Regions from separate parts of the Mus musculus genome. Here region 2 is linked to region 1. Evidence: chromatin loops called from intact Hi-C (ENCODE). Cell type or tissue: left cerebral cortex. All regions are shown on one strand. Links, peaks and the distances in the headings refer to the core of each region. The heading gives the core; the rest is flanking DNA.

Evidence for each region. A loop is a pair of places that touch in the nucleus more often than their neighbours do. Peaks named below come from ENCODE experiments on the same cell type or tissue, not always from the same donor. Only the 100,000 strongest peaks of a DNase experiment are listed, where the experiment ranks them.
Region 2: a loop joins it to region 1, with 22 times the contacts of the local background. A loop is called at or near these places in 2 of 42 quality-filtered maps.

The regions. Positions count from the first base shown.
Region 1 is chr2:108,810,174-108,815,840 of GRCm38, forward strand. No RefSeq gene overlaps it. Among named protein-coding and RNA genes, the nearest start is that of Gm39905, 68 kb to the right of the region's middle. In left cerebral cortex, for the core only: no CTCF peak of the experiment used is centred there; DNase peaks (open chromatin) are centred at 586, 2,393 and 3,168; H3K27ac peaks cover 255 bases.
Region 2 is chr2:108,286,613-108,292,279 of GRCm38, forward strand. Gm13912 (a long non-coding RNA gene) reads right to left here and starts at 4,707. Exons shown (of 3, transcript XR_374869.1): 1 at 4,617-4,707; 2 at 2,968-3,107. In left cerebral cortex, for the core only: no CTCF peak of the experiment used is centred there; DNase peaks (open chromatin) are centred at 1,467, 3,305 and 3,638; H3K27ac peaks cover 690 bases.

The sequences.
Region 1 (5,667 bases), core at 313-5,312:
CCCGAGCTGTTGCTGCCTTCTCATTGTTGTGATTGTGAGCACATATCATTGTGCTGTTTTGTTTTGTTTTATTTTGACCTTGTGCTCTTAGAACCATGCTTTACTGACTAACCTATCTCAGTCTTGTTTTATATAATTTTTAGTTAAAATGTTTTAATTGATCATACTAGTGGCAGCCACTGACATTTTCACAACATATATAAAGTATGCACTGGTCGAACTCAGCCTCCTTTATTCGTCCCACACAACTTTCGCCATACCTACTCCTCAACAGTCACGTCTGATGCTTGCTGCTTTCAGGTCTGAGGGAAAGCATGCAGTCCTTGGTTTTCTGTGTCTGGCTTATTTCATTTAACATAATGTTTCTCGTCTGTATTTTAATGTATTTTGAGATAGCATTTCATTCTTCTCTATGACTGAGTAATATTATGTTATATAGAGGTACAAAATGTTCTTTATCAGTTCATCATTTATGGCCACCTGGGTTGGGTCCATCTCTTAGGAGCTATGTCGATGCTGCAGTTATATATGGCCATGCATCTTGTTCACTCTGCTGGTTTCATTTCTTTAGATGTATACCCGAGTGATGAAATAGCTGCTTCATATGGCAGATCCATTTTTATCATAACTCTGTGAGGCAGTTTCCTGCATCCAATTTCTTTTAGGAACAAAGAAAGAAGGCTGAGAATTTTGAAGTAACAGATGAAGATGGACTATGTAATAAGGAGTAGTCATCACTCAGATCCAGTTTTCCTGGTGGAAGTCTTAGATCCTTTCTGCTACTTGTTCCTTTATCATCTCTAATTAAATACCAACAATGAATATTATTTTCTTATTAAATAAGGAAGATTTGGTTTGGAGCCAAATGGAAATTATTTATCAACAACTTTGGTCAACAGGGTGAGAAAAGTTCAGAAGAGAAAAAAATGACCCCAAGAACAATTTTTCAAAGTATGATCCTGACAATCCAAGAAATATAAGCAAGAGAATAAGCATCTTCCCAAGAATTGGTGCAAACAACTGCAAAGTCATACTCTGACACTGTAAAGTACATATCAAAGTATTCTCCAAATTTACCAGAGGGGGAAGTAAAGTTCCTTTCTACTTGAAGAGCTTCATCATTTCAAAAGTCTAAGTTTGGAGAGGAGTATTGGTGGATTGTTTTGTCTTGTTGGAGAGTGTTTAATCTTATGTTGCCCAGGCCCTGGAATTAACTGCTAAAAACATTCTAAATTAATTTGCAACAATTCTCCATCCTCCTGTCTTTTCCATCCAAATTCTGGGAACACAAGAGTGCACTTCCACACCAAATTGAGTAATTTACTCTATAGAGCATGATTGTATTATAATTTTTACATTTTCGTAGGACACCCTCAAGTATTCTCATATTAAATGAAAAAGGAAGGGACTTATAAATTCTATATTTCATATTAAACTTTCCAAAGAAATTCAAAAGACTTGCTCTTGGTCATCTCTGAACAGAATGATAAGTGTGGTCTGGCATAGTTAGGATTGGATTATCCCAAAAAATAAATTATCTTACTGACCTCAGGGACGTACATCCTAAAAAAAAAAAAAAATCCTCCATTATACGTAGAATTCTATTTTAAGAGTGTGTCATATGAGTGGTAGGTGTTTGACACAATGACTAAGGTCTGGAAAATATTTGGATATGAAATGGAGAAAATTAGGTTTTGATTTTAAATAATGTGACAGTCAGAATTACAAAAACTGACAGTAACTTTATAAAAATTTCATAGCTTCTAGAACATTTTCATCTTCCTAATCCTATTTGATTAGAGTTGCTATATTTCTCAAAAAGAAAACATGGTATTAAACTAAAATTCCAAAAAGTGTATCAAATTCTGGAACACTGTAATGTATGTACCCTTTTTAAAGCCCCAGGGAAAGCAAGTCAATTGAGAAAAAATGAAGAAAATGGATAGCTAACTTTGTTGAACAAGAAACACTGCCCCAATAAGTGTACAAGTCAGTTTTTACTTTACAAAAAGGGGGGAATAACAAAATAAAAAGATGAGTTAATTTTCAGTGAATTATTGAGAGAAAAACAGGATTCTGAAGGCATAGCCCCAAACTTGTACAGTGGATGCCAAAAAAAAAAAAAAAAAAAAATTAAAATCCTACTTTACCCTAATACAGCTAGTCAAGCCTCTGCCATTCATTTCTCTAGTAGAGATGGGCAAATGGTCTGTTCCAAATTCACAGCCCTTATCTTCTATTTTGCATGTTTCATAACAGCATTCTAGAAGAAGGAAGACCATCACCACTAACCAACATCTTTCATTCTGGTGTCATCTAAAAATACCTGCAGACAGTATTACCCTGCAATTACCTCACACTCCTGCCCATCAGCCATAGCCACCTCCTACCTCTGGCTCACTAATAGCACAGTCCTGTAGCACCTCCTACTCAGCCAAGCAACACTACTGTAAGCTGCTTTAGACACACTCATATCTATATATATAGTCTCATATATAAATATATATTCAGACATATACTCATGTGCATGCAAAAAAATGTTTTTACAAAAGAAAAGGAAGGAAAGCTCATTATATGAAAGTAGCTGCATTCTGGATAGTTAATGTGATATGTCACGGGGGAAGAAGTTCCTTTTCTGTATGGATCTCCGTAACATGTCCTAGATAGGGGAATCTAATATAATCAGACGTGGGGATTTTTTATTTTGATGACCTTTAAGCTTAAAGCAATTGGGCTTTCCTATTTTAGATCTACTGCATCAAACCTTATATTTCTCTCCTTTAGACACTGTAATGGAATATTATAACATACATATTTATTACAATATAATAATGTTTGTACTAAATTAGAACATTTTCTATTTTAAAGATATTCTACATGATACTATATGTAGCATTCAACAATTTTATCATACATTACTTTACTTTCTTTTTTTAATCATCATTATTTAGTAACTCCCTGAAGTCTTGTCGTGTCCTTTAAATACAGAAATGTTTAAGATAGACTGCAATCACAAGTAGGCACAGGGACAGAGAAACAAGGATGGGAGTGTCTTGTCTCTGATAGCAACAGCAGACAGAATGATTAGAGCAACCACAGCTTGCAGTGCAGCCAGGAGCAGGGAGCCTGTGACTCCTCAGCTCATCTGCACCTAGCAACGAGCCTAAATGAGCACCCTGGAGTAGCACCTAGGGCTGTGAACAGTAACTGAGATCACAGTTGGGAAAGCACTGTGAGGGCGAAAATGGCATTAGCATGCAAGGGAGAGTGTCTATTCCTGCCTCATCGCCTCATTTCCGATGATCTGCTATACAACAGTGCCTGAGCAGAACGTGCAGACACTGTGGCTAGAGTCTATGAGAAACCTAGGGCTCAAATCTTGGCTCTGATACTAACTTGTTTAGTGGCCTTGAACAAATATTTTTGATATCTGACCCTAGCTTAGTTTTTTTTTCCATCTTGTAAATAGCTAACTTTCCCATCTTCACTATAAAGCTATGATAAATACTTAATTAGAATTGTACAGGAAATGTTTTAGAAGGTGTAGCATAAGAGATGGCTGTACATTTATAACCAAGGCACTCAATCTGGATCATATTCACACCCCACACTAAAATAAACATGTTCCTTTACTCACAACTCTTTTGCTTAGGCTAAAAGATCACATTCCTGGAAGGCAAGTTCAACATGTGCAGGTATTTAGAAGTGACAGACATCCAATAGTCCTCTGGTAACAGCTACTATATTGGTTTAAAAACAAATTGCTCAATTTTACTATAAATAATTAAGGAATGTTATTTTGTGATCACTTCTCAATCTTCATTCCAATCCGTCTGGCAAGTCACTTGCAGGTGGCAGTGACATGTGGATCCCACCAATTCCCAATGTTTAACATCCAGATCATGAGAAGTGTTCTGGTCATATGCACAGTGCTCATGGTGTGTATTCTGCATAGCTCTAATGACATGTTTTGGGAAAAAGTGCCCACTACCAGTTCAAAGACTGCTATGAGTAAGCTGCACACAGTTTATCTCGGCCCCACTGTCCTCATTCTTCTTAATTCCTACCTCTGCCAGGTTCTGTTAGCTACACTGAAGGCAGGATGATCCTTCAGGTCATGTTGACTTCTTATTTTAAATCCCATCTGTGATCCTCTCAGACCAACCTAGAAAACCCCAAAAGCTTAGTTTGACAGAGCAGGTTTGAAAACTAAAGGCGACTTCTCAGACCCTCATTAGGCTTAGTCCTTGCCAAGGCTCCAACCATATTAAACGCCATTCTTCTAATGTACTAGAAGCTTGTATTTCTCTGCTTTTGCATTTTCTTTGGGAAAATGTTTCCCTTGAGTTTCCCTTTTGTAGATTTCCTACTTATACTCCATGTCCAAATACAGGACCACTTTGCCATTAAACCTCTCTCTTATCATCAGTTATTCCCCTCTCAGACACCAGTCCCAGACAAAACAAATGTCTTTCCCACTTGCATCTTCCTAGATCTCTATCCCTGTTCCCAAAGTACCAAGCATACCTTTATTATAGCTATTCCACTATCATTTTCACCCACCAGGTTGTGAGCCCTACTTTAGATAGATCTGACTCTTCACAAGCCCTTAGCAGATACTGAAGCACTAAACTGAAATATATTAAAGCTTTTTAATTCGAAATGCTATGTAGGACAGTAGCATAAACTTTGCATGGACATGGTTAGAGAACCAAAGTCTTGGGCCTCACATAGATCCATTAGATAAAAATTTCCACCCAAAATAAATATTCTGGTGATTCATCAGTGCATTAAACTTCAAAAATCCCTGCTCCAAAAAAAGGGTAGCTAGAGCCAATTACTGATGGACTTGACAGATAGGCAAAAGTAGGAACATGTCTGCTAAATGAAAATTCATTGGTAGTTTCTGAATTGAGGAGTTATCAGGGCGTGACTATTATTCATAGTTAACCTCTCAGCTAGGTAAGATGACTTCACAGTAGGACAATAGACTGTTTTCTCAATGGATGGTAATTTATGTCTACCTCCATCCACTGGAGAAACTTTGGCAATATGTTTGGGTAGCTTTGGGTCATCACAGTTGGAAGAGTGCTCTTGGGTGACAGTAAGAGGAGGTCTGAAAAGTTACTAGAAATTTCTACATACATGAGTCAAACCCTCCTAGCAAAGCATCATGCAGCTTTAAAAACGGTGCACATTAAAACTCACTGGAATATAGCTTTAAAAGTCAGCAGGTTAACACAATAATATAAGCATGCAGTAATGAGCACCTTCTGTGTTTTGGTAGTACGAGGTCAGTTCAGAGTTAGGACTCTTTTTTTTTTATTGGGTATTTTCCTCATTTACATTTCCAATGTTATCCCAAAAGTCCCCCATACCCTCCCCCCACTGGCCTACCCACCCACTCTCACTTCTTGGCCCTGGCCTACCCACCCACTCTCACTTCTTGGCCCTGGCATTCCCCTGCAGATAAAGTTTGCACAACCAATGGGCTTCTCTTTCCACTGATGGCAGACTAGGCCATCTTCTGATACATATGCAGCTAGAGACATGAGCTCCAGGGGGTACTGGTTAGTTCATAATATTGTTCCACCTTCAGGGTTGCAGATCCCTTTAGCTCTTTGGATACTTTCTCTAGCGCTTCCACTGGGGGCCCTGTGATCCATC
Region 2 (5,667 bases), core at 374-5,373, 520 kb before region 1:
TAAAACTGAATTTGACTGGGAACCCCAAGATGTTAAAGATGCCAGAGCCACAGGATGCCTGCCAACAGAAGCTGCTAGCATGGGGCTGGTGAGTTGGCTCAGTGGGTAAGAGTACCCGACTGCTCTTCAGAAGGTCTGGAGTTCAAACCCCAGCAACTATATGGTGGCTCACAACCATCTGTAACGAGATCTGATTCCTTCTTCTATAGTGTCTGAAGACAGCTACAGTGTACTTACAAACAATAAATAAATAAATCTTAAAAAGAAGAAGAAGAAGAAGAAGAAGAAGAAGAAGAAGAAGAAGAGGAAGAGGAAGAGGAAGAGGAAGAGGAAGAGGAAGAGGAAGAGGAAGAGGAAGAGGAAGAGGAGGAAGAGGAAGAGGAAGAAGAAGAAGAAGAAGAAGAAGAAGAAGAAGAAGAAGAAGAAGAAGAAGAAGAGAAGAAGAAGAAGAAGAAGAAGAAGAAGAAGAAGAAGAAGAAGAAGAAGAAGAAGAAGAAGAAGAAGAAGAAGAAGAAGAAGAAGAAGAAGAAGAAGAAGAAGAAGAAGAAGAAGAAGAAGAAGATGCTAGCAGGGAGTAGATCCAGCCTCGGAGAAAGAACTTTGTTGCAGGCAACAAAGATAAAAGGGAGTTGAAAATCTGAAGTCTGCTTTGCATAAGACATGGAGATGCAGAGTTTGGAGTTTGTCCAGCTGGTTTCCTGTCTTGCTTTGGGGTTTACAGTTAAGTGCTTGGATGATTGTCAAAAGATACCTTGAACTTTGGACTTCTAAAACTGTTGAGATTGCTATAGACTATGGGGACTTTTGTAGTTGGACTAAATGAATTTTGCATTATGCTATGTTTAGGTATGGCCCCCATAGACTCATGTTTGAACAAGCCTATGGGGGTCATGGAGTGGAATGTAATGGTTTCCATATGCTCATCACAGGGAGTGGCACTATTAGAAGGTGTGGCCTTGTTGGATGAAGTGTGTCACTGTAGGGGTGGACTTGGAGACTTTCCTCCTAACTGCCTAAGGATGCCTAGCTGGTTCCTGGCTTCCTTTGGATGAAGATTAAGAACTCTTGGCTCCTCATGTACCATGCTCCCTCCTTCATGACAATGGACTGAACCTCTGAACCTGTAAGCCAGCTCCAATTAAATATTGTCATTTATAAGACTTGCCTTGGTTATGATATCTGTTCACAGCTGTAAAACCCTAAGACAATAAGTATGACAGCTTTTGTTATCTCATTACAGTGCTGTTTTTAAAGACCATCAGACTGTACCTGAATACTTCAGTCTTGGACCTAAACATTCAGTCACCTTAGGTTTGAGCAGTTACCTTTGATTCTAGTAAAAAGGCTGCTTCACAGATAGAACATGACTCATAGGAGGGTAGTATCTTCAGCAGCAACCCAGAACCTGGAGCATGAGTAATTCTCTACTGAGAACAATCTTGGTCCCTCAAGCAATTAGAGCTCGTTAAACCACCATGTAGAATGAGAACAGACAATGACCAGCCAGACTATACCTTGCCCAGGACTACCTCTGTTGTAATGTTTTCTCTGCTTAAGCTTAAAAGCCATGTTAATACCCTGCACACAAACATTGGGACAATGGCTCCCTTCATCTCTTCCTCTTTCCAATACATATTGATTAAATCTCCGCTGTGCTTTCTCTTTGCATGTCTATTTAATTAGTGTATTGGAATGGGTGGCTGAGCCTATTTAATTAGTGTATTGGAAAGGGAGACTGAGCATAGATTGGTGAATCTGCCAGAACCAAGCTTGTTCCCCCAGACCTCCAGTTATTATGTTTTTCCTCATTGCTAAAATACTATATTTTATGGAGTTTCTGCATGTTTTCTTTCTTCCTTTTTTCCTCATCCTCCTACCAGAATATTTAATAAGGGATTTATCCCTTTAGAAAACTACACATGTATAATCTAAAATGTTTAAGTGGGTAGATGTTACATAGAAGATTTCTGGAGTTTTCTCATCTTGTACGATTGAATATTTATACCTGTTAATCAGCTGGTCTATTTCTCTCTCTCTCTCTCTCTCTTTTAGTCCTTAAGAACTTTGGATTTTATGTGTGACTATATCATACTGTTTATAAAGGTAGAGTCATATAGGTTTTTCTTTCTCTAACTAATTTTACTTAACACAGTATGCTTAATCTATTTAGGCTGTAACTATTATTTCCTTCTTCAGAAATGTTGAAGATTATCCTATCACTTTCTTCTGTGAGTCAACCACTGAGTCTAACACAGGGACATACAAAAGAACACATATGGCATTCTATAGTTCTATTTTTCATCCTGTAATTATTCATCAACACGAAAACAAAAGAATGCATCTATAGCTATATATCACATATACCACATACACACACACACACACACACACCCCACACACACACACACATTTTTGTGTGTGTGTCAAGTAACATAGAATTAAGGGCATAGTCTGTGGCAAGCTCTTTGACTATTATGCTGAACACTGAGTTTAGTTTTTAGCACTTTGAGCTAATTGTTTGCAGTGCTTCTACTATTCTTGTAAGATGAAGATACTAAATTGTGTGTATAAGGTGGAAGATCTGGATTCTGTAACTTATGGTTTCTTAGGTGAGTTAATACCTTTAAATGCTTTAAAATAGCATTGCACAAATTAAAATTATAAAGTTCATGCCAATAAATCAATGCATTTTATCCATCTAGAGTGATAGTAAGAATCCAGTATTGTGCTCAACCATGAGTTAAGAGCAAGAACACAGAACAAAAGGAAACGCCTCTTAAAAAAAAAAAAAAAAAAAAAAAAAAAAAAAAAAAAAACCCAACAACTTTGGTATACAATTTTGAGCTTTATATATGAGGAAATCCAGATTTTCCTTTATATTGGTCCCTAAATGTTATATAGATGCATTTAGATTCTTAATGTCAATGCGGAGTTCTGACACTAACTACTCTGTGAGCTATTTCTTACCACTGAGTTTCTCTTCCCAAAGTTTCCTTTTTCTGCAAATCCTCATGACATTTCTCTTGGAGGTAGTAGTACTCCTGAATGATGTTCCATCAAGAGAGGAGAGTGTGATTCTTCTTTAAATGTCTGTGGTTTCAGTTGACCTGGAGGAAGAGAAGCTTCTCCATGGTTTTCCATTTCTATTCTGCCCTGTTTCCTTCCCACTAGACCCCGCCCTACATTTCACACTTGGATCTCATGGGTGATGATGAGTCAGATGGCATTTCTCACCAGCACTCTCTTGGGTGTCCTAGCAGTTTAGATCACCTACATTGCAGACAAAGCTGCTAGAAACACATGCAAAACTCAATTCCTCTAGGTTATTCTAAGAACCTTAATTCATTTGAAAGTGAAGGGGTGGCAAAGAACTTCAGCCTACACTGCAACTCACAAAGCAGAGAAAACTACTAATTTATCCTCTGTGATGACAAATCAGAGAAGTCACCCAGAAACATAATCATAGCATACAAGGTCAGAATAGATCAACCCTCACATGTCCCAGGCACTTCTGTTTGCCTCTGGGGAGCAACAGTTTTTCTTGTTTGGCTAACGGTGTGATGGGTGAAATACAATGTGTGGAATACAAGGGATAGGACGGCAAGGAAGAGATGAAGAACCTCATAAGGAAGAAACATATGGCTATGCATATGCATGCTGGTCTGCATCAGAAGCACATGTGGCTGGATGACAGGATGGTGATGCTACAGGAGAGCAGTCAGAACCAAGCCTAAAAATGCTTTTTCTCTACTCAGTGCTTTCCCATGGTGTGAACACAGTTCTCAGCTATGCTAAAGTGGATTTCTCTACTCACATGAATATACATAATAAAAGGTGCCTTACATTGCAGTTGCATTTGGAAAATTCAGATATGTGTGTGTTGTGTTGTTAATACATCTATACACGCATATACAAACACACATACATGTATATTGTATTAATATATTTATATAAGTATACATAAATACATGTTAATCTCTCTTAATCACCTTGTGCTGTCTGTATTCTTTCTGAATGAACAATTACTCAGACACAACATTTTTTTTTCATTTTCTGTAATTTCTCCTAATATTTTTCCTTTTTAATTAATCATTTTATTCATTTGCATTTCTCTTAACTTTTAAAACCTTTACAAAATGTTGATAATGATGAGGATAATAATGATGTAGGTTCATTCCTTTGCATTCCGTGACCTAAAATTATTAATAAACTGTAGGTGAATATTAGGGTTGTTTGAACACTCATATTCTCAATATGCTATAACTAGGTGCCATAGTTAAAAACTGATGTCCATGAAACTTAATAAATGTCATCTTGATGCTACTAATCCAGCTAGCTTTCTTACATGTAAAACTTGAAAAAAATGGGGAAGGGTTGAATAATGGAAGTGGAACCTTACAGATTCTTTGGAAAGTCAGTTGGATGGTGTTTTGCTAGGGCAAACACATGTAGGAAGATTAAGCTTAAGTAGACACAGGTGAAAAACTAAAGCAGACTCATGAAGGAACATTTAGCTTTAGCAGACACAGGAGAGAGGATGTTCTGCTAAAGCAAGCATGTGAAAGGACACATGATGGATACTTTGCTAGCAACACACAAATATTCGTCTGCCTTACATTGCATAGTGGAGCTGCATTTGCCTGGACTCCTTAGAGAGAAATGCACCAAAATACCTCTAGTGGTGTGCTGCAGTTTCTTGCTGCTTCCTTGGACTCATGCTGATTGGCAGAGTTTTGTCAGCTGAGACAGACATAAATGCTGATGCAAGACAGGTGTTGAGATAAGACCCAGGGAAAACAAGTGATGTTTGGAGGGTATAAATAGGACTTACAGATAGTGATGAAGGCTGAGTTAGGCTTGCTTGTAAAGCTAGCTGTGCAACACTTGTGGGTCTCATGTCTTTGCAGATCTTTGCTTCCCTGACAGAGGCACAGCTGAGAACTGTTGGCATTTCTCATGGTCCCTCCTGCTGACTCAAGCCAAGGCTGAGGTCTGGCTGTTCCTGCTAGGTCATATCACTGCTGTTGCTAACCTGACTGAACCAAACTTGGTTGCCAGTGTATTCTGTCCCTGTTAACCTGTGAACTGAACTGCTGATTTCCAGATAGCATAGACAAAGTTGCTCCAATGAACCATTCTAAACAGGACCACGTCCCTGTATCCTTTCTTTTTCCACTACCTCTGGTAGGTGGTGGGATAAAAAGGGGAGGTTAAAGAATTTAAGAACCATCATTAAATAGGTTTTGAAAAGTGAAAGTTACAAAGTATCTTTAACAGAGAAGATAATCTGGCATCTATTGTAACTATAACTGAACTTGCTACATACTAGGTGTTACTGGGTGACACAGGCACTGATACCTACCTCACACTAGAAACATTTAGATCAGAAATGTCCCAAAACAACTATAAAAATCGAGAAAATAGGAACAATCCACGTACACTGAATATGAGACACTTTCCAATTACCAATGGAAAAGGAAAAGATTTATTAGCACTCAGGGTTATTTACAATGTGAATAAATACAAGTGATAAAAATACTTACTGAGGATAACCCCAAACATCAAGAAGATGTTATACTCTCTCCTTCCCCTGTGTCAAGTGTGCTATCTTCTTTCTTATTAGCTGAATTTCAGTTTCATATATTTCATATTTAGCAAACTTACTAG